Regions from separate parts of the Homo sapiens genome. Here region 1 is linked to region 2. A link is an interaction called in ENCODE POLR2A ChIA-PET data of the cell type or tissue named here. Cell type or tissue: A673. All regions are shown on one strand. Links, peaks and the distances in the headings refer to the core of each region. The heading gives the core; the rest is flanking DNA.

What was found. ChIA-PET counts read pairs that join two places held together with the same protein. Peaks named below come from ENCODE experiments on the same cell type or tissue, not always from the same donor. Only the 100,000 strongest peaks of a DNase experiment are listed, where the experiment ranks them.
Region 1: POLR2A ChIA-PET joins it to region 2 with 7 read pairs; 3 of 35 experiments call an interaction of 5 or more read pairs at or near these places.

The regions. Positions count from the first base shown.
Region 1 is chr16:26,657,323-26,672,759 of GRCh38, reverse strand. No RefSeq gene overlaps it. Among named protein-coding and RNA genes, the nearest start is that of LINC02195, 70 kb to the right of the region's middle. In A673, for the core only: a CTCF peak has its summit at 6,977; DNase peaks (open chromatin) are centred at 4,519, 6,969 and 7,409; H3K27ac peaks cover 3,620 bases.
Region 2 is chr16:26,721,793-26,737,229 of GRCh38, reverse strand. No RefSeq gene overlaps it. Among named protein-coding and RNA genes, the nearest start is that of LINC02195, 130 kb to the right of the region's middle. In A673, for the core only: no CTCF peak of the experiment used is centred there; a DNase peak (open chromatin) is centred at 9,229.

The DNA.
Region 1 (15,437 bases), core at 3,634-11,633, 63 kb after region 2:
TTTGTACCGCACTTTATAGTTTGTAAAGCACTTAATAGCCTGGGCAGTAACAGGACTCTTTATACCTCCATGAGAACCAGTCAAGAAAATAATTTAAGCTTAGCTCTTTCTGCAGATGAATGAACAGAGGCCTGGAAGAGTGAGATATTTTGCGGAGCCGGACATGGATCCTGAGCAGCCTGCTCTCCTACTGCCCAGGCCTCATTCTGAGCAGTGTGGAAGGCTTCTGGTACCCCAGTTTGCATTCCGAGGCAGGTTTTGGAATATGTGGGCTGAGAAGCAGAGACTGGCAGCAAGATGTGGGCTGAGGAAGCGGTAGGAGCCACGCAGAGAACGGGGGTGGGGGAAGCCACAGGGGGAGGTGAAGGAGGAAGCATTTTTGTCACCGTGAATCACATTTTCCACTTGAAATAGGAGCTGAGACATTGTGAGGGGGCAAAATACAATATACAATGGAGGTGAGCAGGTGGGAAATTACATGGCTCATATTTAATTATGCAAAATCCCATAATCCCTCAGGGAGCCCAAAGGACATGAGGTGGTGATTTTCCTTCTCTCATAATCTTGGAGCCACTTTATTAAATGACAGAAAGAATAATGCGTCCAGGGAGGAAAGAATTATGTGGTCAGAGAACTAAAGATAATTTCACAGCTTTCTCGTTCCATTCTACGCCTTCCTCCTTGGCTGTTCTGAGCTGCAACTCTGGCCTTAATGTAGGGATAAACAGGTATCCTTACTGCATCACAGAGACATGGAGAGTCTTTAGTATACGACTGTACATCCCCTTATTTTACAGATGATGTTGAAAGAGACAGAGAGCCTGAGAAAGGTGGTGGGGGGGGGCAGGGGAGAGAGAGAAAATAGCTCTTTCTGATTATTATGGTCTTAACTGTGTCCCCTCTCTCCAAACCCGAAATTAATATGTTGAAGTCCTAACTCCCAGTACCTCAGAATGTGACTGTATTTGGTGACAGGGCCTTTAAAGAGGGGATTAAATGAAAGTGAGCTGCTTGAGGTGGGCCCTTGTTCCATCTGACTGGTGTCCTTCTAAAAAGGGGAAATTCAGACACACAGAGACACCATGAATGTAGACACAGAGGAGAGGCCACATGGGGACACAGCAAGAAGGTGTCCATCTGCAAGCCAAGGAGAGAGGCCTCCGGAGAAATGAAACCAGTCAATACTTTGATCATGGACTTCTACATTCCAGAACTGTGAGGAAACAAATGCCCGCTGTTGAAGCCATCCAGCCTGTGGTATTTTGTTAGGGCAGCCCTAGAAAATGAATGCAGATTTTGGTACAGAGAAGTGGGGTGCTGATGTAACAAGTACCTAAAACTGTGGAAATGCCTTTGGCGTTGAGTATTAGCTAGAGGCTGGAAGAGTTGTGAAGCACGTGTTATAGAAAAAAGCCCAGATTGTGTTGAAGAGACTCATGATAGAAATACAGGTGTTAAAGCTGCTTCTACGAGGTCGCAGATGGAAATAAAGAACGTGCTATTGGACACTAGAGAGAAGGAGATCCTTATTATAAGTGGCAAAGAGGTTGGCTGAATTGTGTTCTAGTGTTTTGCAGAAGGTGGATCCTGTGAGTGAAGCACTTGGATATTTGGCAGAGGAGATTTCAGAAATCGAAACTGTTGAAGCACAATATTGAAGGTGCAGCCAGCTTTCTCCTGATTGCTTACGGCAAAATGCAAAAGGAGAGAGAGACATTGAAGAAGAAAGTGTTAAGCAACACAGAACCAAAACGTAAAAATTGGGAAATTTCTCAGCCTATCCATATGGCAGCAAGTGAGAAAGCTTGTTCTGGGGAGAATCCCAAGGGCGTGACTGGACAATCACAGGAAAAAGATACTGTGGGTGTCACTCAAGGATCTCACAACCATCTCAGCCTATGCACCCATCAATGGTGGATTGAACACATAAAATGTGGTACGTATATTCTATGGAATACTATACAACCATAAAAAACAAAATCGTGTATTTTTCATCAACATGAATGCAGCTAGAGGCCATTATTCTAAGTGAATTAATGCAGAAACAGAAATGCTACCAGCTTGGACTGAGGCTCAGAGATGAGAGAAAGGCTGTCAGACTTCTGGGATTCTACAGGACAGGACATTAGAGCTATCCAGATGAGAACGTTCTTACCCTTCAAGAAAAGGAAAGAATGACCACAAAGGCAAGGCTGTCTCCTCGTCAGTACCTGGGGGATACCTCTTTGGTTTTATTGGGCCAGGCTTGCTTGGGACCCATGAACCTTTCTTCTTTTTTCCCTTTGGAACCAGAATGTCTATACTATGCCTGTGCCACCATTGTATTTTGGAAGCAGATCACTTTTTTGTTTAATAGGTTCACAGCTGGGCCGTTCACAATAGAAAGACATGGACTCAACCTAAGTTCACATCAGTGGTGGGTTGGATAAATAAAATGTGGTACATATACACCATGGAGTAATATACAGCCATAAAAAGAACAAAATCATGTCTTTTTCAGCAACATGAATGCAACTGGAGGTCATTATTCTAAGCGAATTAATGCAGAAACAGAAAATTGAATACCACATGTTTTCACTTATGAGTGGGAGCTATACCTTGGGTACACATGGACATAAAGCTAGGGAACAATAGACATTAGGGACCCCCCAAAAATGGAAGGAGGAAGTGGGGAAAGGGCTGAAAAACTACCTATTGGGGCTGGACATGGTGGCTCACACTTGTAATCCCAGCTACTCAGGAGGCTGAGGCACAAAAATCACTTGACCCTGGGGGGGTGGAGGTTGCAGTGAGCCGAGATCGTGCCACTGTACTCCAGCCTGGAGGACAGAGCGAGACTCTGTCTCAAAAACAACAACAACAACAAACAAACAAAATAACAAAACAAAAATAACTATTGGATACTATTCTCACTCTCTGGGTGACGGGATCAATGGAAGCCCAAACCTTAGCATCATGCAACATACCCTTGTGACACACCTGCACATGTACCCACCAAATCTAAAATAAAAATGAAAAAGAATAGGTTCACAGCTGGAGAGGAGTTCTGCCTCAGAATGAATCACACCTTGAGTCTCAGCCACATCTGATTTAGATGAGATTTAGATAAGATTTGGAACTTAGAGTTCATGCCAGCACGGGTCAAGACTTGTAGGGTGTGGGGATGAGGGTGAATGTATTTTGCAAGTGAGAAGGATGTGAATTTCGGGAGTCCAGAGGGCAGAGTGTTATGGGTTGAATTGCATTTCCCCAAAATGTATATGTTTAAGCCCTAACTCCAGTACCTCAGAATGTGACTGTATTTGGAGATGAAGTCTTTTTTTTTTTTTTTTAGATGGAGTCTCGCTCTGTCATCAGGCTGGAGTGCAGTGGCACGATCTCGGCTCACTGCAATCTCTGCCTCCCGGTTTCAAGCCATTCTCCTGGCTCAGCCTCCAGAGTAGCTGGGATTACAGGCGTACACCACCACACCCAGCTAATTTTTGTATTTTTAGTAGAGATGGGATTTCACCATGTTGGCCAGGATGGCCTCGATCTCCTGATCTCGTGATCTGCCCGCCTTGGCCTCCCAAAGTGCTGGGATTACAGGTGTGAGCCACTGCACCTGGCCTAGGGTGGGCTTTAATCCAACCTAACTAGTGTCTTTTTAAGAAGATGCAATTTGGACACACACAGAGACATCCATAATGTGTGCACACAGAGCAAAGACCATGTGAAGACATTGAAATGGTGGGCATCTTCTAGCCAATGAGACAGGCTTCAGAAGCAACTAAACATGCTGGCACCTTGACCTTGGACTTCTTGCATCCAGGAATGTGAGAAAGTAAATTTCTCTTGGTTAAGTCAACCAGTCTAGACGTGGTATTTTGTTATGGCAGCCATGGCAAACTAATACACTGCAAAACAGAGGACCTGGTTGAGATCTAGACTTGAACCCTGATTCTGCCCAAGGAGGCTGCTGTCTACAAACAGGAATTTCACTCTCCAGACAGCAGTGACTCCTGGTGAATGCTCCACAATGGGTTTAAAGACTTGACTCCAATGTAGATGCTTCCCCATGGTCTTGGACAGCTAGGCTGGCAGGTCACCCCTCCATATCTGTCCTTGGCAGACTGAGTGGGTTGGAAGAACTAAGCTGGGATGCCTGCCTGCAATGTCCCCACATCTACTCTGCATGACCAACTGGAGGCTGTGTTTAGGACTTCCCAAGACCCCGAGAAAACTGGATTCTACTTGTCTCTATAAAAGAGTAAAAAAATTAGCTGTGCATGGTTGTCACCGAGTATCCCAGCCTCAAAATGCATTTTAAAACTTTTTTGTTTTTCTTTTTTGCTTGCAGCCTCGAAACATACTTTGAAACTCTTTGTTTCTGCCTTTCCCACCAGGCACTTCCGTGAACAGTGCTCACTTATCTAATTATGTGCTTGCTTAGAAATTCCAGGGGCCAATTTTGCAACAAAGGAGGCAGAGAGACCCCGCTGCAGAATTCTCCCTCTTATGGGGAGTTAAAGTTAGCCCACGACTTCCGGGTTGGAGTCAGGATAATGCAAACCAGACCTCCAGATGGTTGATTCCTCAAGATAACACGTGGAAACAAGACATGTAGACCTCCGCCCTCTTGTACCACTCTGATGGGTTTCCCACGCCTTTTCCTTGTTAAACCCCTTCACTCAGCCCAAAAGACTGAGATGTCTTCTTTGAGGTAGAAGTCTGGTTATCTCCCATCTGCTGGCATTTGATTAATAATGTTGCTTTCTTTTCACTGTACCTGGTTTCTCATATTTTCAGCCTCTGAGCAGTGAGCAGCTGGACTTAGGCCAGCTACATGGTGGTGTCTACTTGTAGCCCCAGGTACTCAGGAAGCAAAGGTGGGAGGATCACTTGAGCCCAGGCGGTCGAAGCTGCAGTGAGCTATAACTGCACCCTTACCCTCCAGCCTGGGTGACAGAGTGAGATTCCATCTCTAAAAAACAAAAACAAAAAAAATTTAAAAAAAAGGATTTCATCGGCAACACAAGGGATTTAGATTTGATCTGGAGAAGCCATTTTGAGCAGGAAAAAGGAACATCCCAGATGAACCCTGAAGAGTTTGCAAGCAGCCAAGATGGCCCTGTAGGTGGCAGGGGTCAGGACACGGGTCTTGGCCTCTGGATGCGGAGGGGTAGGTCTCGGCTGCGCTCGATTCTTCAATGGCTCCCCGCTGAGCACAAATTGAGAATTCCTTCTGCTCTGTGGGAACCCTGGAGTGGAGAGATGCACTTTTCAATCACTTTAATTCCATATTGATTATTTAAAAGTGGGCCCTTTCTTTACGGCATCACAGCTGAGCAGTAATTGACTGTGTAAGAGGAAGCCCCCGTGCAGGGCAGTGCTAATAAGACATCGTCTCCTGAAATGTGCCCGGGCAGCAAGAAGCCGGCTGGCTGCTCCTGCAGCTCCCACGGATCTGCCAGGAATCAACAAGCAACTGCAAAGTTCCCACATCGGAGTGTTGGTCTTGTCGCAGTCCACTTGGTAGTGTGATATTATGATTACAGAGTCACAGTAAAATATTTGCATAGCAAACAGCAGCATTTCCCTGCAATCATTAGAGAAAGCGAGGAAGAGCCTGAGAACCTGCCAGCCAGGAGTCTGTTTGGAAGCACTCCTGAGCCATCATTTATCCCGTGCCCAGTGTGTGCTAAGTGCTTGATAAAATAATGATGAAAATAATCTTAATAATAGCCGCTTATATTGAGTGCTTATAGGTTGGCAGGCATTGTCCTAAGCACTTAGCGTGCATTATTTTTTTTCATCCTTACGACAACTTTATTAGCTCCATTTTACGGATACAAAAACTCAGGAACAGAGAAGTGTAGTGACTAGCCAGGATCACACAGCTAGTAAGGAGAAGGGTGGATTTAAATGTAGGCCCATCTGACCCCAGAGCCTTATATCACAGCAGTTGAAATCAGACAAGGGACATTCGTGATGCACTTTACACAGTTAAAATTATAGTGATGACTACAGATTACTGCTTTAGTGACTCTCAACCTTTCCCCTAACAGCCTCCTTCCTGTTAGATTTTAACACTCCCAAAACACTGTTTGTATAATGTGGCTTTTTGGAGGCCCACACACCATTGTAATATCTGGGGCACAAAAACCACTGTAATATCTGAGGTTTCTTTGCTCCCTGTCGAACATACATGCTGTAGATAAGAATTATAGAGTTTGTTAGGAGGTCTTTGTAAATTCTATGCAATTTGGATATATTCATTAATTTACTCAAGAAGCTTATGTAGTTTTGTTTGTTTGTTTTTGAGATGGAGTGTCGCTCTGTCGCCCAGGCTGGAGTGCAGTGGCACCATCTCGGCTCACTGCAACCTCTGCTTCCCGGGGTCAAGCAATTCTCCTACCTCAGCCTCCCGAGTAGCTGGGATTACAGGCGTGAGCCACCATACCCGGCTAATTTTGGTATTTTTAATAGAGACAGGGTTTCACCATGTTGGCCAGGCTGGTCTCGAACTCCTGACCTCGCAATCCACCTGCCTTGGCCTCCCAAAGTGCTGGGATTACAGGTGTGAGCAACTGTGCCTGGTGGCTTATATAGTTTTTAAGAGGTGAAGGAAGTGAGACATAGAGAGACTAAGTAATTTGCCTGAATTGACACAGCTAGGTAATAAATAGGGCAGGATTTGAACTCAAGCAGTCTGGCTTCTATGTAGAATTCCTTAACCACTGTACCACACCACTGGATTTCTGGTATGGGCTGTTTTCACATATGTAAGATGTTCACACAAACCTCTGAGAGAAGCATAGGCACTTTCCTCCTCCTTGGATATAAGAGGAGACTGAAGCTGAAGAAGAGGAGGGGATAGGCCTGTGGACTTCTGGCTAAGAAGCAGCAGAACCAAGATCTGAATGTGAGTCCTGGTTATGAGACCCCAGGCGTGAATTCCGTGGAGTAGATCAGCTTTCTTCTTTGTCTCTGGGCTGCGCTGTCTCCCAGGCGTTTTGAGGCATGCCACCCTCTGAGCAACAGTCATACCCACAGCCCACACTCTGCAGAGAAAAGTTTCATCTCATTAGTCAAATTAAAACTTACTTCTGAACTTAGTATATCTGTGTGATAGACTTCAAGCAAATTATAATTTTATTTATTTATAGCTCCCTGTCTTCCAGAAACTTAAATGGCAATATGTTATTGGGCTCATAAAAAATAAAAATAAAAAAAAATAAAATGACACCTCGAGCAGTGCTGTAACTAATTAGGGAGACTTCCAAACTGCTGTTAATTTGAGATGCTAAAATGTGCACCAGCAGCAGCCAGCCTGAGTTCCCCGGGAGGACAGACTCACGCAGCTGTGGAGCTCAGATTTCACATTAAGTCAAACAATTATTTTGACGGGTCGAGTGAGCTCTGCAAAGTGCTATTATAATAAAATCCTTCAATTGCCTTGCCCAGGCAGGTGCACCCAACAAGGGAGGTTGGGTGACGTCAGGGAGTTCTCCATAAGCCGGGTGCGAGGCATTATCTCGACTTAGACATGGCAGATGTTTATTGCAGAGCTCAGATATATGGTCTGGAGCTTTGGGTGAAGCTCAGGAATGACAGAAGCAACAAGCCAGGTTTGCATTTTTTAGAACCCACTTTGACTTTTTTTTTTTTTTGTCTGCCAGCATTATTGTTAATTGTTTTTATTTGAAAGAAAAGTTACAAGATAATGTAAATAATTAGAGTTCCCACACACTTATTACCCAGTTTCCGCTAATGCTACCATTTTACATAATCATGGTCATATTTTTATGCCAGATGCTCTTCTGGATACTGAGGGCACATCTGTCAAGAAAAACAGATGTGATCCCTGTTCTCATGGAGCACAGTCTAGCTGGAGGAGACAGCGCTAGGATAAACCCAAGTCCATGGTCACAAGTGCTGACCATGTTGCTGCTACATCTCTCAGATGCCATCAACTTGTGCCTTGATGGCCAGACATGGTGGCTCACGCCTGTAATCCCAGCACTTTGGAAGGCTGAAGTGGGAGGATCGCTTGAGCTCAGGAATTCGAGGCTGCAGTGAACTATAATTATGCCACAGTACTCCAGCCTGGATGATTGAGCGAGACCTGTCTCTTAAAAAATATATACGTTTTGACCAGGCGCGGTGGCTCACGCCTGTAATCTCAGGACTTTGGGAGGCCGAGAGGGGGCAGAGTCAAGAGTTCGAGACCATCGTGGCCAACATGGTGAAATCCCATCTCTACTAAAAATACAAAAATTAGCTGGGCATGGTGGCACGCACCTGTAGTCCCAGCTACTCAGGAGGCTGAGGCTGGAGGATCCCTTGAGTCTAGGAGTTCAAAGCTGCAGTGCGCTATGATTGCACCACTGGACTCCAGCCTGGGTGACAGGGTGAGACCCTGTCCTTAGCCAAACCAAACCAAACCAAACAGTGTCTTGCTCAGTGTGAGGAGCTGATGAGTGGTGGTGCTGGTGTGTGTCCATCTGGATGAGGGCAGTGGCATCCTAACAGCCCTGGGCTTCATGTGTGTCCAGCTGCACCTCTGCTCAACCTGGCAGCCAGAGGGATCCTGTTGAAAATGTACCATCAAATCACGTCCCTCCTCTGTTCTGAACCTTCCACCGCCTCCTCCTCATGCTCAGGCCACAGGAAATCTTATAATCTTGCTTCCTGCTGCTTCTTGTACTTCTTCCCCAGCCACCAACTCTTTTGCTGTTCCTGGGCTGTTCCTGGAACAAGCCACTCATCTCCTGGAAATCTCCATCCCGGGATCTTTGCTTAGCTGGCTCGCTCCCTTTGTTCACATCCAGCCTGCAATGTCACCCACTGAGAAATGTCCTTCCTAACCATCCGATGAAAGCACAAAAGCACAGCACCTTGCTTTTTTTTTTCTTTTTTTTTTTTTTTTTTTTTTACTTCCAAGAACTTTTCACAACCTGAAAAGTTGTGGATTTTATTGTTCTCTTTCTCTGCCTTCAGTGTAAGCATCTCTGTCCCTGATGCCTAACACAGTACTTGGTCCATAGGAGGCATTTAAATAATATTTGTGGGGTGAAAGTTTGTCTCTGTGTCTGAATTCTTCCCTTCTTCTCCCTTCCCTCCCTCCCCATCTTCATTCCTCCGTCCCTCCATCCCATTTTTCCTTCCTTCTTTCCTTCCTTCCTTCCTTCCCTCCTTCCTTCCAGTTCCCCTTTTCTTCTTTCCTTCCTCTTAAGCAGTTGTTTAATGGCCCCCACGTTGGTCCTGACATACACAGAAGGAGCTTTTCCAAATGCTATGGTTGTCTCCTGATGTGTATCCACCAAAGCCTGTTGGCCTCACTGGAGTGAAGTGCCATAGCTCACATGATGTGGGTCGCCACCTCCAACCCCCACCCAATACATTCTCAAAGCAGACACCTCCTAGCCAAGTTTTTTCTTCCTGCTCTCCTTCAGAGACTCAGGCTTTGGTATGAACAGGACAGATGTGCATGTGCTGAGGCCTCTGGTTCACTCACTTCTACTTTCACCTGTCACTTTCTTCTTGGCCTCTGCCAAGAATTTCAGGCCAGGAGAAAAATTCAAGTCAGCCACCTGCTTAATCTGCTCTTCCCCATTCCTTTCAGCACAACACAGGGAAGAGCAGGCTAAGGAAATATGGCAGGATCAGGGGAAGAGAGACCAGTCAGGGCTGATTTCCATGGGTCTTTTATTTGAGGAGATGCCAGCCCTTACGTGGAGAGACCTTGTAGTCCTTTTAGCCTGGAGCTTCCAGGCTGTCTGAACTGCAGAAGAAGAAGGTGCCCATCTGTTGGTCTTCGGCATCCAACCAGTCCTCTCCATCAGATGGTTGCGGAAGACATCTGTATTAGTCTGTTTTGTGAGACCCAAATCAGGAATACAATTCTATTCACAATTGCCACAAAAATAAAATACCTATGAATACAGCTAAGCAAGGAGGTGAAAGATTTCTACAATGAGAATTACAAAACACTTCTCCAAGAAATCAGAGATGACCCAAACAAATGGAAAAGCATTTCATGCTCATGAATAGGAAGACTCAATATTATTAAAACTGCCATACTGCCCAAAACAATTTATAGATTTAATGGTATTTCTATTAAATTACCAATGACAGGCCAGGCGTGGTGGCTCATGCCTGTAATCCCAGTACTTTGGGAGGCTGAGGTGGGCGGATCACGAGGTCAGGAGATCAAGACCATCCTGGCTAACATGGTGAAACCCTGTCTCTACTAAAAAATATTAAAAAATTAGCTTGGCATGGTGGTGGGCACCTGTAGTCCCAGCTACTCGGCAGGCTGAAGCAGGAGAATGCCATGAACCCAGGAGGTGGAGCTTGCAGTGAGCCGAGATCATGCCACTGCATTCCAGCCTGGGTGACAGAGCAAGATTCCGTCTCAAAAAAAAAAAAAAAAAAAGAAAAAAGAAAGAAACAAAAAAAACTACCAATGACAGTCTTCAAAGAACCAGAAAAAAAACCATTTAAAAATTCATGTGAAACCAAAAAAGAGCCTGAAGAGCCAAGGCAATCCTAAACAAAAAGAGCAAACCTCACACTATCTGACTTCAAACTACACTACAGGGCTACAGTAACCAAAACCCCATGGTGTTGACACAAAACAGACACATAGACCAAGGGAACAGAATAGAAAACCCAGAAATAAGGCCACATGCCCACAACCATCTGGTCTTCAACAAAGCTGACAAAAAGAAGCAATGGGAAAAGGACTCCTTATTCCATAAATGGTTTCTGGGATAACTGGCTAGCCATATGCAGAAGATGGAAGCTGGATCCCTTCCTTACACTATATACAAAAATCAACTCAAGATGGGTCAAAGACTTAAGTATAAAACCCCAAACTATAAAAACTCTGGAAGACAATCTAGGCAATACCATTCTGGACATAGGAATGGACAAAGATTTCATGACAAAGAAACCAAAAGCAATAGAAAAAATCCCAAAATTGGCAAATGAAATCTAATTAAACAAAAGAGCTTCTGCACAGCAAAAGAAACTATCAACAGAGTAAACAGACAACCTACAGAATGGGAAAAAAATATTTGCAAACGATACATCTGACAATGGTCTAATAAACAGCATTGATAAAGAACTTAAACAAATCTACAAGAAAAAAAAGGAATACACATTCCAACATGAGATTTGGAAGGGACAAATATCCAAACCATATTGTTCCATCCCTGGACCCCCAGATGGAATGTCCTTTTCACATTGCAAAATCATCTCTTCTCAATAGTCCCCCAGAGTCTTAACCCATTCCAATATAAAGTCCAAATTCCAAAATCTCATCTGAGACTCAAGGGAAATTTCTTCCACTTAGGTCTTATTTTAAAGTAAAATTATGAAATTTGGGTACCTCTTAAAAAATCCATATCTAACAATAGTAGGCCAGATTTCAACTGGAGAAAGAGGAGTTAAAATGGAGTGGAAGCTGTTTCTTTTTAGGGGGTCATTGAATCTTCATTTTGCCATTGAGCTTAGTTAGCTGATCTCAGTTTTTTCTATTATCTGGCTGACTTCTAAAGGTACTTATATGTATGACTTTTCTATACTGTTCCAAATCTAGGAGCAAAGCAGAATGTCCACATGAAAGAATCCAATCGTGTGATACACCACCCTGCAGATAATATACTGCCAAGCTATGATTATCCAGTGCAAGTCTGGTTAACAAGAAAGATTGTGAGGTGGAAAGGGATTTTCTCATTCTTCAGGGCTCCAGGACAGAAATGAGAACAAGTGGTAGAAACCACAAGCAGGAAGAACCTGGTCCATCCTAAAAAGAACTTTCTAATAACGAGATCTAACAGGAGAATTAGGCTGCTTTATCAAGTAGTGAGGCACCTGGCATTGGAGGCATTCAAGTAGAGACTGTGTGATCATCTGTTGAAATAGCTGAAGAAGAGATATCTATTATAAGAGTCAGAGGAGGTGATAGTTTTAAGGAACATTTTAATGATGAAATTCTTGTGTTCTGATTCCATCACTGGAAGACTGAAAGTTAATGTATGGTGTGGTCGTGGTGGTGGTGGTGGGTGTGTGTACACATGTACACACGTTTGTGTGTTGTATGTGTCAGCTCACTTAATCCTCAGGGCAGCAATCTGGATTGGGTAACATTATTTAGCCTTTTTAACAGAAAATGGAACTTGCCAGAGAGGCCAAACAATGTGCCCAACTCAGCTAGTGAGTAACTGAGTCTGAATTCAAACTTCTATTTCTTCAGTTTCAAAGTACCCCCTCTTCCTAATATATTACACTGCCTCCCGCAAAGAGACATCCTTTTGATAGAATTATTTTTCTCCATTCGCATTCCTCTGAGAAAGAAGGATACATAAATCCACCACCTGCTAGCAAGGCTCAGGTTGTGTACTCAGCATCTATTCCACCATACTAGCCACCTTGATGATTTAGAAACTCTAGCCTGTGCACTGGGGTGGAACTAGTTATACATGCACCACCAGGAGTGTTGATTAAAAATGAATAATCTCGGCCGGGTGTGGTGGCTCAGGCCTGTAATCCCAGCACTTTGGGAGGCCGAGATGGGCGGATCACCTGATGTTGGGAGTTTGAGACCAGCCTGACCAACATGGAGAAACCCCGTCTCTACTAAAAATACAAAATTGGCTGGGTGTGGTGGCGCATGCCTGTAATCCCAGCTACTTGGGAGGCCGAGACAGGAGAATCGCTTGAACCTGCGAGGCGGAGGTTGCAGTGAGCTGAGATCGCCCCATTGCACTCCAGCCTGGGCAATAAGAGTGAAACTCTGTCTCAAAAATAAAAAAAAATAAAAATTAAAAAAATGAATAATCTCAGGCCCCATACCTGGAGGCTTGGATTCAGAAGATCTCTGGACTGGAGCCTAAGAATATATATCTTTGACAAGCTTCTCAGGTTTTTCTGATGTTCAACAATAATAGAAACTTTTGTCCATGATCAGTGTGGAATTTAATACAATGGCCCTCAGCAATTTTTTCATTCATTCATGAATTTCTTATTTCATTTTCTTATACTCAGAGAGCTGAATATGAAGGAACTACCATATGCCAGAATCTGTTCTGGGCACCAAAAAGTTCATCAATGAACAAAATTGACTAAATAAAACCCTTGGCCACATGAAGCTTCCATTCTATTGGGTGTGGGTATATTCATATCCAATTAAATTTTATATATTTTGAAGTAGGAAAAATAATTTAGATATTTTATTTCAAAACTGAAGGACTGAGGGGAAAGTGTTTAATAAGTAATGGTCACTATAGGCTGGGAGAAGGATAGAATGGAAAATGGCTGTTAATAGGTATGGGGTTTCTTTTTGAGATGATGAAAATGTTCTAGAATGAGATAGTGGCAATGGTTGTACAACTTTGTGAGTACACGAAAAACCACCGAGTTGTCTACTTTAATAAGGTGAATTTTAAGTATGTGAATTACATCAATTAAAAAAATTAGATATAAATTAGTGAATAAAGATGTAGAGACACTATTAATAAATCACTCATGCATTGCTATTGGGAATGTAAATGAGGCAGCCACTCTGAAACCTCGTTTGGTGCTTCTTTTCAAAGCTAGACAGGAACTTACCATATGAACCAACAACTCCACCCTTGGGTGTATATCTGAAAGAAATGAAGGCTCATTCAGGAACTTGGACATGAATATTCATGGAAGCTTTATTCATAATAGCCTCAAGGTGGAAACGTCTCACATGTCCTTTAATGGATAAATTGTTAAACAAACTGTGGAATGTTCATACTACAGAATACAAATAGTTAATACAAAGGCATGAACTACTGGTAGAAATGAACTAGTGATGAGAGCAAGTGGTAGAAGGCACAAGAGAGAACTTAGTGCATCTTAAGAACTTTTTAATAATGGGCTCTAACAGGAGAATTGGGCTGCTTAATGCACTCAACAACTTAGATGGACCTCAAGGAAATCATGCTAAGTCTTAAAAGTATGTCGAAAGGAATGATTCCATTTATGTAACATGCATGAAATAATCTAATTATAGAGATGGTTAGGGATGGGGTGAAAGGATGCACGTGGCTATAGAGGGATAACATGAGGGAGTCTTACAATGATGCAATTGGGTAACTTGATGTGGTGATGGTTACACAAGGGTAGAGATGTGACATCATTGCAGGTAATAACACATGCACCCCACCTTCCCATGAGTGCATATGTAACTGTGCAATCTGAATAAAGCCTGTGGAGGTCTGTGGATTGTACCCATGTGGACTTCTTGGTTTTGGTGTTGTACTGTAGTTGTAAAAAATGTTAACGTTGTGAAAGAGTGGAGAATGGTGCATGGGAATTACCTGTAAATTTCTTTTCACGTTTCTGTGAATTTACAATTATTTAAAAATAAAAAGGTAAAAGAAAGTGCCTAATGATCACCTTTTTCATTCAGTCGAAAAAAATTAAGCACCAAATCAGTGTGTTTAGGATTTTACTATTTATGTAAAATAAACAGAAAGTTTTATATATGAACTTCTATGTATATGAATAAACTACCTCTGAAAGGGTACACAGGAAGCTAATACCATCTGTTTAACTCTAGGAACAGAAACTGAGTAACTGGGGTAATAGAGGTGAGCATTGAATTTTTATTATACTTTCTTCTGTGTCTTTAATTTTGAGCCACATGAACAGACCTACTGATCAATAAATGCATAAATATTAAAAATAATTTAATCATGGGACTTCCACTTCTGATAAGGTGGAATGGACACACTTTTCCTCATTCCTCCCAGTATGTACACTGAAAACACCTGGGAATTGTGTATAAAATGAACACAAAAAACTGGAAGATGGAGAGAAGAAGGCAGACTGGCTAAGAACCTCAAAACCTGAAGAATTGCTTGATGGTGAGTTCCCTAGGGTTCATACATCCAAGACTATGGATTGGAGAAATCGTAAACCCAGAAATGCCAATTGATGCAGATAAAGTTCCAAGAAAAGACTATGGTCTGTAGCCAAAGGACCAACAAGGGGACAGCTTGGCAAGATAAAAACTTGTAGACAATAACTGCTGTACTCTAGCCATAAACCATAGAAAAAAAATTGTCACTTCATTCCCATTTCCATCAGCAAGATGGAAGGGAGAGCCTAAATTTCTACCCTCCTCAGGCTGTAATGAGGTACACAAACTCCTCTGCTTCAGTGGTGTCAGTGGAGGCCATATGGGTAGCCTGGATTTCCCTTCCCACTCAGTGATATTAGGTATCTATCCACTTCCTAACAGGGAGAACATCTGTAGAGGCTTAATGGAGTGTCAGAACTTTTACCTTTGCTCAGCAGTAATGAGGTCACACTTTGTGATGTCAGTGGAGGCCACATAGGGAGCAGAAACATGGCTTACTTCCCCTTCCCAGGCAGGGTGGTTATAGTAGATACCTAGTAGGGATCCTGAACTCCCA
Region 2 (15,437 bases), core at 4,771-12,770:
AAAGAAAGAAAGAAAGAAAGAAAGAAAGAAAGAAAGAAAGAAAGAGAAAGAAAGAAACAAAGAAGGAAAGAAAGAAAAAGAAAGAAAGAGAAAGAAAAAGAAAGAAAAAGAAAGAGAGAGAAAGAAAAGAAAGAAAGAAAGGAAGGAAGGAAGGAAGGAAGGAAGGGAGAGAAGTTAGAAGTTTGAGGGAAAAATCAAGAGTTCTCCACTGACCATGCTGAATTTCAGATGGTATCCAGATACCATCTCACCATTGGCCAGTCTATATGAATCTAGAGTCAGGCACAAGGGCTGAGCTAGAGCTACAGATTTTGGCATGACCAGCACCTAAGTATTATTTAAAGCCAGAGTACAGGAAAAAAAGAGAGGGAATCCCTGGATTCCTGGATTCAGACCTGTCTCCTGAACTTAGATTCATATATCTAAATGCATACTCAACCTACTATTCACTTGGAATGTTGGGTAGTAATCTTAAGTTTACCACATCTAGAGCCCTCTTGACTTTCCCCCCAAAACTGCCTGAACAATGATTATCCTTATCCCAGTTCATTGCAATCCATTTATCCAGATCTTAAGCCAAAAACATGAGAAGTTCTTGACTTCTCTTGCACCCCACATGCAAACCCTCAGAGAAGCCTGCTCGTTATACCTTCAACATCTGTGCTGAATCTGGCAACTTTTCACCCACTCTGTTGACAGCACTGCTCATCATCTCTTCCCTGTATACTCTCCTAAGTGGCCTCCCTCCTGAGTTGTTGACATAAATCAGACCATGATCACCCCTCTCCTCAAAACCTGCCCATGGGTCCACATTTCATTCAGAGTAAAAGTTAAAGTGCTTATAAGGGCCTTCTAAGACCCAGCATAATTTTGTCCTCAATACTTCGTATTTACCAGGGTCCTCCAAAGAAATAGATATTAGGTTGGTGCTAAAGTAATTGCGGTTTTTACCATTGAAAGTAATGGCAAAAACTGCAATTACTTTTGCACCAACCTAATACAATAGGACCTATTGATTTACAGGAAGAGATTTGTATGAGGGATTGGCTCACCTGATTTTGGAGACCAAGAAGTCTTACAATCTGCCGTCTGCAAGATGGAGACCCAGGAAAGCTAGTGGTGTAGTTCCAGTCCAGACCCAGCGTCTGGGGGCGGGGGAGATGGAGCTCTTAGCCCAAGAAAAAAGTAAATATGCCCTTTTTCCGACTTTTTGCTCTATTCAGAACCTCAATAGACTGCATGATGAGGCCTGCCTGCACTGGTGAAGGCCATCTGCTTTATTAGGTCTTCACGCATTCAAATGCTAACCTCTTCCAGAAACATCCTCCCAGACACACCCAAAAAGAGTTTTACCAGCTATCCAGGCATCCCTCAGCCCAGCCAAGTTGACACATAAAATTAACCATCACAAACCTCCTCTTCCGTTTCTCTTCGCCTTGTTTACTTCTCTCCATCAGCGCTGATGTCCTTGCTGTTCTTCATTCCATCCAGCCACATTTCTGCCACAGGACCTTTGCACTTGCCCTGTCCTCTAATTGAAACACTTTCCTGAAACACCTGCTTGGCTTGTTCCTTAGCCTCCTTGAAACATTTGCCCAAATATTGTCTCCTTCTCCCAGCATGCTCTATCCCTTTTATCATACCTTATTTTTTTTTCTGTAGTAACATCACTTTTTATCAAGTATGTAATTTTCATTTATTTTTATTTTCATTGTCTACATCCCACTGCTGAGGGTGTCAGCTTCCTAAGGACAAGGATTTTTGTCTGTTTTATTTACAGATGAGTCCCAAATAGCTAGGGTGGCACAGAGTAGGAAAACAAGAATTCTTTTTTGAATTAATGAGAAATGCACATTCCTAGTAGAAACTTGAGATTTTTAAAAAATTTGGTCTTTATGAGTTTTAAAATCACTGCTTAACTTAATCTTGATTTTCATTCTAGTTCTAGGGAAACTTTTTCCAGTTTTGTTCAACAACAGATGACTTTGGGGGAGGAGTCGAAAAGTTCTTGGTCTCATTCATCGTTCTTCAGCCATTTAAGAAAAAATGGCCACGTTGTAGGGTTTTCTTTTCTTATTATTATTTCCCTCCCACCCTTCCCCATTGTTGCTGGATGAGACTGATTGAATGAAATGGGCTATTTGATGCAGTATGCCAGAGCTCAGTACCCGTCAACCTCCTACATCAGTGATTTGAATAAATAATTCTATACTGTAGGGGAGAAGCTCATCTCCTCTAAGCCCTAGGAGGAAGCAGTTTAGAGAACGGCTTCTTGGAATCGGGTAGACTTGAGTTTCAAGCCCAGCATTCAGTTTCCTTTGGGGGAACCTCGGACAATTCGGCTTCTCTGAACAGACTAAAGAAGTTAATACAATCGAGATAATCATCATGATGTTGTTGGCGCAGTACCGGCTACAGAATAACTACTCAGTTAACAGTAGCAATTATTATTTTCTCTGTCAGTTTTACATCACTTTCCTTTCAATGCCAGAGTGAAAATAAGATAGCAACTTTTTTTTTTTTTTTGAGTGTGAGCTGGGCCAACTCTGCATATGCCAAAAATGTATTTTATCTTATTTGTTCAATCAGAAAAGAATGTCTTTGTCCTGACTGGGCGTGGTGGCTCACGCCTGTAATCCCAGCACTTTGGGAGGCCAAGGTGGGCAGATCACCTGAGGTGGGGAGTTCGAGACCAGCCTGACCAACATGGAGAAACCCCGTCTCTACTAAAAATACAAAATTAGCCGGGCATGGTGGCACATGCCTGTAATCCCAGCTACTCATGAGGCTGAGGCAGGAGAATCGCTTGAACCCAGAAGGTGGAGGTTGTGGTGAGCCGAGGTCACACCATTGTACTCCAGCCTGGGAAACAAGGGCAAAACTCCATCTCAAAAACACACACACACAAACACACACACACACACACACACACACACACACACAAAAACAAAAACAAAAACAAAAAGAATGTCTTTATTCATAAGCTCATTTCAAAGTAAATACCAATACCATTTCTTTTTCACTAGGCTTCAACTGGATGATTCTTCTCCACCCTGAACAGGTTCAGTAGAATTTTAAATGTAGGTGTACCTTCCCTTTATTCTAAAACAAAAATGTCATCTTCAGAGAATCAACCTTTTGGGATCTATAAAGTCCTGATTTGGCATTTAGTTACCCATACTAGCAATTTGGTTTCTGCAAATCAATTTTGGAGCCCTGTTTTAATGACTGTGTGCAGTGGTGTCCTGTGTAAATATTCTCCCAGGCAACAGGAGTTGAATGTGTGCCTCCCTGAGCCTCAGAAGGCTGGGCAGGCCTATTGCAGGGAAATTACCAGCCAAGTGCCAGGGCTTTGGCCTCATGAGCACAGTTTAGGTAAATGCCTTGGCATCAGAACAACGACTCAGCTTTTCTATCTGTGGAATGTGGGATGACACAGTTTTAAGAGGTGCTTCAGCTTTTTCCTTCATTCACTTATTTATTCACCAAGCATTCATCAAGTGGCTAATGTATACTAAGTCTTTTGCTAAGTGCTAGGGACACAAGTAATAGTGGTAGTAGAAGTAGAAGCAGCAACTGCAGTAATAACTGCACTTCTCTTTTCTTTTCTTTCTTTCTTTTTTTTTTTTTTAATTAACCACCTACCATGGACCAGGCCCCCTGCTGTAAACTTTATAGCTATTAGCTCATAATCTGCAGATAACCTTATTTTTTCTATGGTTGGTCATTTCTGCTGGGAGCATGTCTCATGGGGAGAGGGGGGAATATTCCTTTCTCTCATGTTGGGCTAGGGAGGATATGAAAAGTTCGGGGTGGGCGTGGTGGCTCATGCCTGTAATCCCAGCACTTTGGGAGGCTGAGGTGGGCGGATCATGAGGTCAGGAGATCAAGACCATCCTGGCTAACATGGTGAAACCCCGTCTCTACTAAAAATACAAAAAGTTAGCCAGAGGTGGTGGTGGGCGCCTGTAGTCCCAGCTACTCGGGAGGCTGAGGCAGGAGAATGGCCTGAACCCAGGAGGCGGAGCTTGCAGTGAGCAGAGATGGTGCCACTGCACTCCAGCCTATGCGACAGAACAAGACTCAATCTCAAAAAAAAAAAAAAAGTCCAAGAAGGACTGCTCTTCTGGATGTTTAGATAAACTGAGGAGCCATAGGTGAGAGGTTTGGGGATCTGACACTCCTTTCCCTGATAGGTTAAGATAGAGGAATTCACAGCTGATGATGTTTCCAGTCATGTTAGCCCCACTCAGAGAAGCGTGAGTGTATTAGGCAGTACTTGCATTGCTATAAAGAAATATCTGAGACTGGGTGATTTATAAAGAAAAGAAGTTTAATTGGATCATGGTTCTGCAGGCTGTACAGGAAACATGATGCTGGCATCTGCTCAGCTTCTGGGGAGGCCCAAGGAAACTCACAATCATGGCGGAAGGAGAAAGGGGAGCAGGCACGTCACATGGCCAGAGCAGGAGTAAAAGACAGTGAGGGGGAAGTGTCACACACTTTTAAACAACCAGATCTCGTGAGAATTCACTCACTATCACTATCATGAGAACAGCACCAAGAAGATGGTGCTAAACCATTCATGAGAAACCCATTCCCATGATCCAGTCACCTCCCACCCAGCCTCACCTCCAACACTGGGAATTACAATTCAACATAAGGCCAGGCATGGTGGCTCATACCTAAAATCTCAGCACTTTGGGAGGCTGAGGCCAGTAGATCACTAGAGGTCAGGAGTTTGAGACCAGCCTGGCCAACATGGTGAAACCCCGTTTCTACTAAGAATACAAAAATTAGCTGGACACGGTGGGGGGTGCCTGTAATCCCAGCTACTCAGGAGGCTGAGGCAAGAGAATCACTTGAACCCGGGGGGGCAGATGTTGCAGCAAGTCAAGATCGAGCCACTGCACTCCAGCCTGGGCAACAGAGCAAAACTCTGTCTCAAAACAAAACAAAACAAAACCCAACAAAAAAAACTTCAAAAAACAATTCAACATGAGATTTGGTGGGGACATGGATCCAAACCATATCAGTGAATGGTCCTTAAGTTAATAATGATGGGGTTATTGCTTAGTAAAGGAAGCGACAAAGTTGTGCTAACAAGAGAGATTAGATTTCCTTCCATAAAACTATGACTGCATGGCTCTGGTAGAAGCGAATATTGATTTTGATGAGGGTGCATACTTGTCAGGGAATTGTGGAGAAATTCTTCTGCGAATAGGAAGATAATTAGGATTACAGCACCTCAAACATACTCTTCTCTTTGGATCCAGTACCACCTTTTCTCATTTGCTGAGCTAGCAAATTCAGCACTTGGGAGCCTTGAGTTGACCTCAATGCGTGATTGGGTTCCACAACGTACATGATACAAGAAGGTGGAAACACTGGAAGAGAAATGTTTTCCTCCTTTCTGGAGTGATGTGGCTTCTTAAGAGAACTGGGTGAGGATGCTGAGCTGGCAGGCTTAGCTGAGGAGTCCCCAGGTTGAGGGCACTACAGACTAAGAAGACATCATGGAAGGTGAAGGTAAGGAAAGATATACAGTCATATGAGACACCATCTTTCTGAAGGCCCAAGCCTTGGGGGCTTCCTTACTTAGGGTGATTCTACGAACAGGTGAGTTAAACTAAGTAGCAACTTCCGGGCATCTGACACTGAATTGTTCTATAAAGAATGATTGAATGGCCTTTCAATCATTCACCAACCATTTGATAAGCCCGTACTATGGATCAAACACTATGTTACATGTTAGGTATGGCAGCAAACCACACCAGACATGGTTCTTGGCATTATGGGACTAACATTAAACTGTAGGAAACAGACAATAAACACACATATAAATAAATAGGAAAATTACAGAGTATAACAAATTCTAGGAAAGAAACAAAGATGCTCCTGGAAGGCTTCACTGAAGAGGAGTCATTTGAGTTGAGAGCTAACAGAAGAGCTGGAGTCAGCTGCAAAGGACAGGGCAGAGGGAGGGAGGCAAAGTGCTGAGAGTAGGGAGCTCTTGAACTTTAGAGCTGTAATTCTCAACCTGCCTGCACATTGGAATCCCCTAGAGAGCTTTAGAATTTATGAATACCTGTTTTGTATCCCCAAGAGCTTGTGAGCTCATTGGTCTGGGGCTTGACCTGGGCACTGATATATTTTAAGACCTCCCCAGGTCACTCTAAGGAGCAGCCAGAGTTGGGGACCACTGCCTTAGAGGAGCAGAAAGGTGGCTACTATGGCTGGAACTTAGTGAGGGAGGAAAAGAGATACAAGGAGAGGTGGACCAAGGAAAGGTGGATTCTAATTCAGGGCCTTGGATGACATTATGAGGAGCTTGACTTTTATTTTATTCAGTAGAATAAATTTATTTATTTCCACTCATGCAGTATGTGTGCTAGTGTGTGTGTGTGTGTGTGTGTGTGTGTGTGTGTGTTGTGCTGACTGGGGAAGATCAAAAACTGGAAAATGAAGGAGAGAAAGACAGTCCCCATTCTCTGACTTCTGAGAAGAATGGAGGGATGACAGCTTTTCCTGGGGGAATATGGCCCCTGGAGATGTGGAAACTTTGGCTCACTGAAACCAAGACAACCTCTGAAGCTTAAATGACAGATTGGATTTCCTTATTTCTCTCCCACTTAATCAGTTAATAAAAAGCAAAGGGACCTGCCACTTCCAGGTTACCAAGAGATTATTGAGGACTATTGGAGATGAAGGAATGGGAATTTATCTCCCAGAACACACAATGAAGGAGGCCCCTTGAATTCCCTGAGTAATGCCATCTCAGCTAAATGCCACATGGCCCATCCCTTGCCACACAGTGCATTTAACTGACAGCAGCATCAGCACCATGTGGAGCCTGTTGGACAGGCAGAGGTGTGTGTTCCCCCACAACTCCTGACTCAGATCTGCATCTGCACTTTGGAATTGGGAAAGTGCTACCTCACCCATCTCCTGCCTTTAGTCTCCACTCAGCCAACCCAAGCCTTGTCTCCCTTGTTGCTGAGAAACTTTCAGGAGAGATGGGTTTGTGACTCACTGAGAATTTCTCTCCATATGTGCATTTGTAAGAGTGTGTGTGTATGTGTTTGAGAGAGTGAGAAGGAGAGAGGGAGGGAGAGAGGAAGGAAGAGGGAGAGAAGAGTCACCGTTCTTTCCCTCAGATGCTTCTTAGTCATGGTGTCTCTCTCATGTCATACTTCTTCGTCATGGTTTCTCCTTTCCAAGAGAAAGTCATGGTGTCTTTCTCTTTCCTTCTACTGCCTTGGGTTTCCTTTGTGCTTCCTTCCTGACACCACTGTGTCCATGAGGCATGGTCCAACCATTCAAGTCCAGCGACTACTCTTCCCTTACTTCTTCTAGATCTTGTAATTTCTTTCCTGTCTCTGTGACTTCTCTGGCTGGCTTAAGGTGAGACCTCAAACTCTCAAACTTCTCTATGTTTTTACTTTTATTTATTTTATTTATTTATTTATTTTTTGAGATGGAGCCTCCCACTCTGTTGCCCAGGCTGGAGTGCAGTGGTGTGATCTCAGCTCACTGCAACCTCTGTCTCCTGGGTTCAAGCAATTTCCCTCCCTCAGCCTCCTGAGTAGCTGGGATTATGGGCGTGACCACCACACCTGGCTAATTTTTGTATTTTTAATAGAGACGGGGTTTCGCCATGTTCGTCAGGCTGGTCTCGAACTCCTGAGCTCATGTGATCCATGTACCTCAGCCTCCCAAAGTGCTGGGATTATGGGTGTTAGCCACTGCGCCTGGCCTCCCATTTTTATTTTCAAAATTTTAGCTACCTTCTCTCACCCACTCGCTCACTCTCTCCCCCATTTGCTCACCCTCTCCTTCCATCTCTAACAAATGAAATTGCTCTGTCTTTGTCGTAGGTACGGCCATGGGACTTTGCAAAGCCCTTCTACATGCACCATTCCAACTCGTCCCCCAGTAATCCCCATTCTACAGAGAAGAGCACTGAGGATTGGGGAAACCAATCCAGTTGCTCAAGGTGACACAGCAGTAAATAGGGGCCAGGACTGAACCAGGATCTGTCAGACGCTAAAGCCTGTGCTCTTAATAATGAAGAAATATTGCTCTCTGCATGAACAATTTTATTGATTTTTCTATGGGATGTGCTCATTCCTTCTGAACCTTTCCATAGCATTCTGCACATGTGGCAGGATAATATTTATAAGCTATTAGCCATTGGTTCTCTCTTTATTTCTCTTCCCTCCTCCACCTTACTTCTCAAAATTAAGGAGGGGAGGAGAGAGAGAGAGAGAGAAAGCAAGCGAACTCCCACTTTAGTACTGTGCTTAATTCTGCAGGGTGGCAACCAAAACTAACCTGCTAGTCTCTGGCTTTTGTGCTGGAAAAGCCTGAACTCTTGGTGGAGGCCAAAGCTTAGAGGACTGGCTCTATGCCCAGCGTCTGTGGAACCAGGAAAGGGTGGTCGATGCACTGTGCGCTGCCCTGGGCTGAGCTGCGGAGAGAAGAGGAGGGATGATGAGAGAGAGATTGGCATAAGTCAGAGGTAGCCCTAACATCTTGACTCTCAATAGAACATCACTTTGGAGGGTCACAGAGCTTAGGCAGATCTGAAAGTCTTTCTCAGTAGTTGGGACCATAGATAGCTTTTACGAGATGCCCATTGCTCCTCGGTGCATAGTAACAACAAAGAGAGAGCCATTGGATGTGAACAGAAATGCGAGGTTTTGTAGCAGCAGCCTCCATGGACTGACAACTGAGGGTCTGACCGGATGATGGATGAACCGGAACGTAGTTGCCTGGTCAAGAATCTTAAGTAGCCCCTTGCTTCAGACTCCCAGCCCATGCTTGACACCCAGAACTTAGACACATGTCAGGAACAAGAGTAAGATTCTGTCACCAGAGAAGTATGGGAACTCAAACTGAAAATTTACTTGAGCCTGTAAGAAAATGATTCTACTTTTTGCACTGAGTTTCAGGGTAAGAGTGGTGTCCATCACCAGCCTTCTCTAGAGACCAGGCTGTCTCTCACTGGCCAAGTTCTGAAATCTGGGCTGCAAGTCCTCCCAGCCCTGCCCTCTGGGTCCAAGCTCTTTGGAAAACAACTCCGGGTCTCCCCACAGCCGTCCTCTGTCTCACTCCAGGGCACTGCATAGACCTCCCTGCTTCCCCAGGGAAAGCGGGGCCTCCCTCCGTGCCCCTGCATAATTGGGACAATGCGCAGAGAAATTAAAAAGGTCATTAATCACCGTGGAGCCAATGGCAGCTCTCCAGGCCCTATTCTTCATGATGATTAATGGCAGGCAGCTCCTCCCAACTCCCCGATTCGTTTTCCTGCCACTGTTCACTCCTTTTCCCTTGTGGTGTCCTCTTCGTCCCTGCCCAAGGGAACCAGGGCTTCCAGGAACCACTGAAAGGTCTTTCCTAACTGCTTTTGCTGCTACCGGGCCTGGGGTGAATGGCCACATATGCTTTCTGGGCCAAAGTCAGGTTGCCTGAATATTAATGTCTCTCTCCTATTTTACCTTTTTTTTTTTTTTTTTTTAGAGAAGACAAGGTCACACTTTTTCACCCAGGCTGGAGTGCAGTGGGGGGATCATGGCTGACTGCAGCCTCGACCTTCTGGGCCCAAGCAATCCTCCCACCTCAGCCTCCCAAGTAGCTGGAGCTACAGGTGTATACCACCATGCTCTGGCTAATTTTTTTTTTTTTTTTTTTGGAGATGGAGTCTCACTCTGTCGCCCAGGCTGGAGAGCAGTGGCGTGATCTCGGCTCATTGCAACCTCCGCCTCCCGGGTTCAAATGATTCTCCTGCCTCAGCCTCCCGAGTAGCTGGGACTACAGGTGCGCCATGCCAGGCTAATTTTTTGTATTTTAGTAGAGACAGGGTTTCACCGTGTTGCCCAGGCTTGTCTCAAACTCCTGAGCTCAGGCAATCCACCCGCCTTGGCCTCCCAAAGTGCTAGGATTACAGGTGTGAGTCACTGCATCCGGCCACTCTGGCTAATTTTTACATTTTTTGTAGAGAAGTGGTCTCACTATGTTTCCCAGGCTAGTATAGAACTCCTGAGTTCAAGCGATCCTCCCGCATCAGCCTCCCAAAGTGCTGGATTACAGGGTGAGCCATCATGCCTGGCCGTCTCTCTCCTTCTTTTATTACTACTTCTATTATTCTGATAAGCATTATTGATGCCATTCAATGCCCCTGCACTTCCAAATCACCAGGAAGAACTGAGGACAGATCCAAAGAATCTCACTGCTCTTTGCTAATATTGATGATAGTGATATCTTGATCGTGGTGATGGACATGTGTCTGGTGCCAGTGCTAAGTACTTTATGAATGAAATGGATTATTTTATTTAACTACCACAATGACCCTGAAAAGTACACATTATTAGCTTCATGATACAGGTAAGAAAAATATTCAGAGAGGGAGAGTAACCTGCTAATTGTCACACAGCTAGTAAACAACAGAGGACAAATTTAACACAGTTCCATTTGATGCCAAAGCCTGTGCTTTTCTGAAAACTTGGAGAGCTGGATACATTAGCTTTCTTTTTTCAGGTTCATAAGGAAGCGGGTGTCCCCTCACTGTCTCTCCTTTTTCCAACCTGTGGATGGGGCTGCCTTTCCTTGGCAGGATGAGCCAAATTCAGCTCAGGCTTGAACAGCCTTTTTGTTTGCCAATTAGCATCCCATACAGCTCACTGCTGCTTAAAATAAGCAGATCCTCCTGCTCACTGATGCCTCACACTCAGAGTCTCGCTCTGACCAGCCCCCAATTAAGAGGTGCTGGATTTTCCTGGTGATAACTATATGGTGGGGGAATTAGAATGAATTTATGAGAAGAGAGCAGATCCCAAAAACCTGAAGCATGCTGAAGTCCTTTTCTGGGGCTGGAGGGAATGAAGGACCATTACCCAGTCTCCTACAACAGTGTGGAGAGAAGGTGAGGAAGACCAAGGTAGGACTGTGGCTCTGTTCCTGACCACTGGATGGCCTTGGACAAGACAGTCACCTCTAAGTCAGCTTCCTTAGTAAAATTAGACGGTGAGAATAGGTTCTCAAGGTTTAAAGGTGGAGCTAAGAATCTGTCATGGAGATAAAACTTGCACAAAAGGAAAGATACTGGGAGGAGAGAATTCAGAGGAAAGGAGCAATGCGTTGGCTTCCCTGGTCTTCTTTAGGATGCTGTTGGCAGGAAAAACAAGGTCTGTGGGTCACCTGGATAGCACAGGAGCCCCAGCAGGTGGCCTTATAACCATATGAGGATGGAAGTATAAGAATCATACGGCCAGGCACGGTGGCTTACACCTGTAATCCCAGCACTTTGGGAGGCCAAGGCGGGTGCATCACAAGGTCAGGAGATCGAGACCATCCTGGCCAACATGGTGAAACCCCGTCTCTAGTAAAAAGACTTACAAAAATTAGTTGGGCATGGTGGCACGTGCCTGTGATCCCAGCTACTCGGGAGGCTGAGGCAGGAAAATCGCTTGAACCAGGGAGTCAGTGGTTGCAGTGAGCCGAGATCGCGCCATTGCACTCCAGCCTGGTGACACAGTGAGACTCCATCTCAGGAAAAAAAAAAGAAGAATCATACAATATCAGTGAGAAGCATGAGGGTATTAGGTAACACTTATGAAGCAAAAATTATGCGCCAGTCTTTACCATCACCCTATGAAATTGCTACTATTAGCATTCCATATCATCGATAAGAACACTGATTTGCAGAAGACTTAGGTCATTTATCCGAGACCACACGAGAAGTGACTGACCAAGCTGGATTTAAGCCCCACGTCTTTTCAACTCCAGAGCCACAGTTAGTCATAATCCTCATCTGGGCCTCAGGACAGTGCCCTGGATCCAGTACCTGGTGGCCTAGGAGTCCTGGTTGCTTGTGTTCCTAGGGGCTTTCTCCATATCCATAGCCTGCTGCCTTAATTTACCTGCTTAGAACACCTGTCCACCTGAGCTCCCAGAATCAGCTACATAAATTTTTGGGGCACAGTGACAATGAAAATGCAAGACCACTTCTTTAAAAAGTACTAAAAAGTTTAAGATAATGACAGCACAGTGTTCAACCAAGCTTGAACTTTCTTTTCTTTTTTTTTTTTTTTGAGATGGAGTCTTGCTCTGTCACCCAGGCTGGAGTGCAGTGTTGCAATCTCAGCTCACTGCAACCTCCACCTCCTGGGTTCAAGCGATTCTTGTGCCTCAGCCTCCCAAGTAGCTGGGACTACAGGTGCCTGCCACCAGCCTGGCTAATTTTTGTATTTTTAGTAGAGATGGGGTTTCACCATGTTGGCCAGGCTGGTCTCAAACTCCTGATCTCAAGTGATCCACCCACCTTGGCCTCCCCAAGTGCTGGTATTACAGGCGTGAGCCACCACACCCAGCCCAAGCTTGAACTTCCTGAGCGTGGAGCCCCGGTTGCATGTCCATGAACACCAAAATACTTCATTAGATCCAGAGTCTTTCCTTGCCCACCTCCCCCCAAAATTTTTCCCCTAGAGGCAGCACTTTCTCCCCTGAACTCTCAGTTACTCCCTGGGTTTTGCTGTGAATGGTTGGGTCTCTCCCTCCCTTCACGGTCCCCACGCCTGTGACCCAGGGTCATTGCTACTAAATGACCTTCATGTTTGCCAGATGCAGAAAAAAAGGCTGTCAAGCGTCTGTTCTCCATGCGCCAATGGAATACATTACTCTCCCTTCATGCCTGTGACTTTCCCTGGGGTTTGGGGCTAAAGAGACTTGGGCTTGTCTGGATGAAGCCTTGACCACCCATTCCTAACTGACCAGGAAGAAATGTTCCGGAACATGAGCAAGTGCCAAAGGCCTCTTCTAATTAGCTGGCTGGTGGCTAACTACGGATTTCACTGGGCAGCGCCTTCTGGAGGTAGGTGTGTAATTACCATGGAAACCTTCACACCACACTGGCTGTCTCCTCCAGCCCCCTTCCTGGGGGAGCACACGCTGCTCTGCAGAAGCGGCATCTGGGCTATCGACATTGTTTGTGAGGGAAATAAATGAGTAATTAGAAACAAGGCAGGTTGAATCCTTGTTGGAATAAAGTTTTACCTACATTCATCCTGGGTTCTAATTGATGCTATTGTCCGTGCTGGAGAGGAAATCACTGGAAGGTGATGAATTCAGTTTGGATGGATCCCCTCTTGCTAAGCTCAAGGACAGGGAAACATGCCTAATGAGCAACCAGGCTTTTCTGCCTTTTAGAGGCAGCTGCTGGGCTAGTCAGATGCAAATACTTTCATTTTCTTCATTTTTATACATGAATATGTATTTATTCTATTCAACCATGGATACCCTACCATCAATCCATAAGTGGATTCCAAATACTTAACCTTGTAAAATGCAGAGTCACCTTTTTGTGAAGATTCCTAAATGAGAGCAGGGGCTGGGTAAAGTTCGAGAGTGGCATGAGTCAGCCTGGGCTACACTTTGCTGCAGTAAAAAATAGACCCTAAAATTTCAGCTGGCTTAAGACAATGAAAGTCATTGAATACCTCAGGTGGAGTTCTATTGTGATTAGGAGACTGGGTTTTTGTTTTTTGTTTGTTTGTTTTTTGGAGACAGGATGTCACTCTGTTGCACAGGCTGGAAAATGCAGCCATGTGATCATAGTTCACTGCAGCCTCAACCTCCTGGGCTCAATTCATCCTCCCATCTCAGCCTCCCAAGTAGCTGGGACTACAGGCTTATGCCACTATACCCAGCTACATTTTTTTCTATTGTTTTGTAGAGATGGGGTTTTGCCGTGTTGCCGAGACTGGTCTTGAACTCCTGGGCTCAAGCGATACACTCACCTTGGTCTCCCAAAGTGCTGGGATAAGGCTGTTTTATATCGTGTGACCATGCTACCTGAAACATAGGGCCTCCAAATTGCAGCAGGATGGGAAGAGAAGGCTGAAGGAAGTACCACATTGGTATTTGATGGCCACATGCCAGAAGGGACATATATAGTTTCTATTGACAGTGCAATTGTCCTACGGACCCCAACATAAGCACACGTGAGACTGGGAAATAGAGGGAGAGGATAGAATTTTGGTAGCATCCTCTGTGCCTTCCAGAGGAGTAAATCCTCTTATATCAACATGGTTCTCTGATCATAAGTCCTTACTAAGTGCCAGAGGGGGAAACATGAGAGGTGTTCAAGGAGATGGACAAACAAGCCCACATGCAAACCAATGAGAAAAGACCAGATTACAATAAATACTGCAAATAGAACGGATTGATAGTGTCTGAGAAACTCTAAGTTAGATTTAGTACTCAGAAAGGCCACTCTGGAAGGAATGTGGCATTTCAGCTAAGACCTGAATGCAAGGAAAAATCCGGCCACCCAAGGGAACTGGGGGAAAAGGAACCAACCAGAGATCAGTGTGGTTGGAATAAGAATGTGATTGAAGTGAGGTTCCATGAGCATGTGTATGCATGCTTGTGTTATGAAATACAGCACAATTCGTACTGTGGGTCATGATAAAATGTTTGAGAACTACCATAAAAAATATATTTTTTTGGGAGGCCGAGGCGGGTGGATCACTTGAGGTCAGGAGTTCGAGACCAACCTGGCCAACATGGTGAAACCCGTTTTCTACTAAAAAATACAAAAATTAGCTGGCTTTGGTGGCGGAGTCTATAATCCCAGCTACTAGGGAGGCTGAGGCATGAGAATCGCTTGAACCCAGGAGGTGGAGGTTGCAGTGAGCCAGATCGTGCCACTGTACTCCAGCCTGGGCAATAGAGTGAGACTCAGTCTCAAAACGAAAGAAAGAAAGAAAAGAAAGAAAGAAAGAAAGAAAGAAAGAAAGAAAGAAAGAAAGAAAGAAAGAAAGAAAGAAAAGAAAAGAAAAGAAAAGAGAACAGAAAAGAAAAGAAAAGAAAAGAAAAGAAAAGAAAAGAAAAGAAAAGAAAAGAAAAGAAAGAAATTATACTTTATAATCCGGGGTGCATGTGCGCACACATACACACACACACACACCCACAATTGAAACAGAAGTTTACCATAGCAATACTTACCCTCACTATGTGTGATGAATGCTTTCTAATCCACTCCACTCCATTCTGCTGCATTCTTGAATCAGGATAGGTTGTATTACTTTGCAGTAACAAATAGCCCTCACAATCCAGTGCCTTAACCGCATGCAAGTTTATTTCCCTTCCTTCCTTCCTTCCTTCCTTCCTTCCTTCCTTCCTTCCTTCCTTCCTTCCTTCCTTCCTTCCTTCCTTCCTTCCTTCCTTCCTTCCTTCCTTCCTTCCCTCCTTCCTTTCTTTTTGAGATGGAGTCTCGCTCCATCTCCCAGGCTGGAGTGCAGTGGCGCAATCTCGGCTCACTGCAACCTCCGCCTCCCAGGTTCAGCCAATTCTCCAGTCTCAGCCTCCCAAGTAGCTGGGACTACAGGCGCCTGCAACCACGCCCGGCTAATTTTTTGTATTTTTAGTAGAGACAG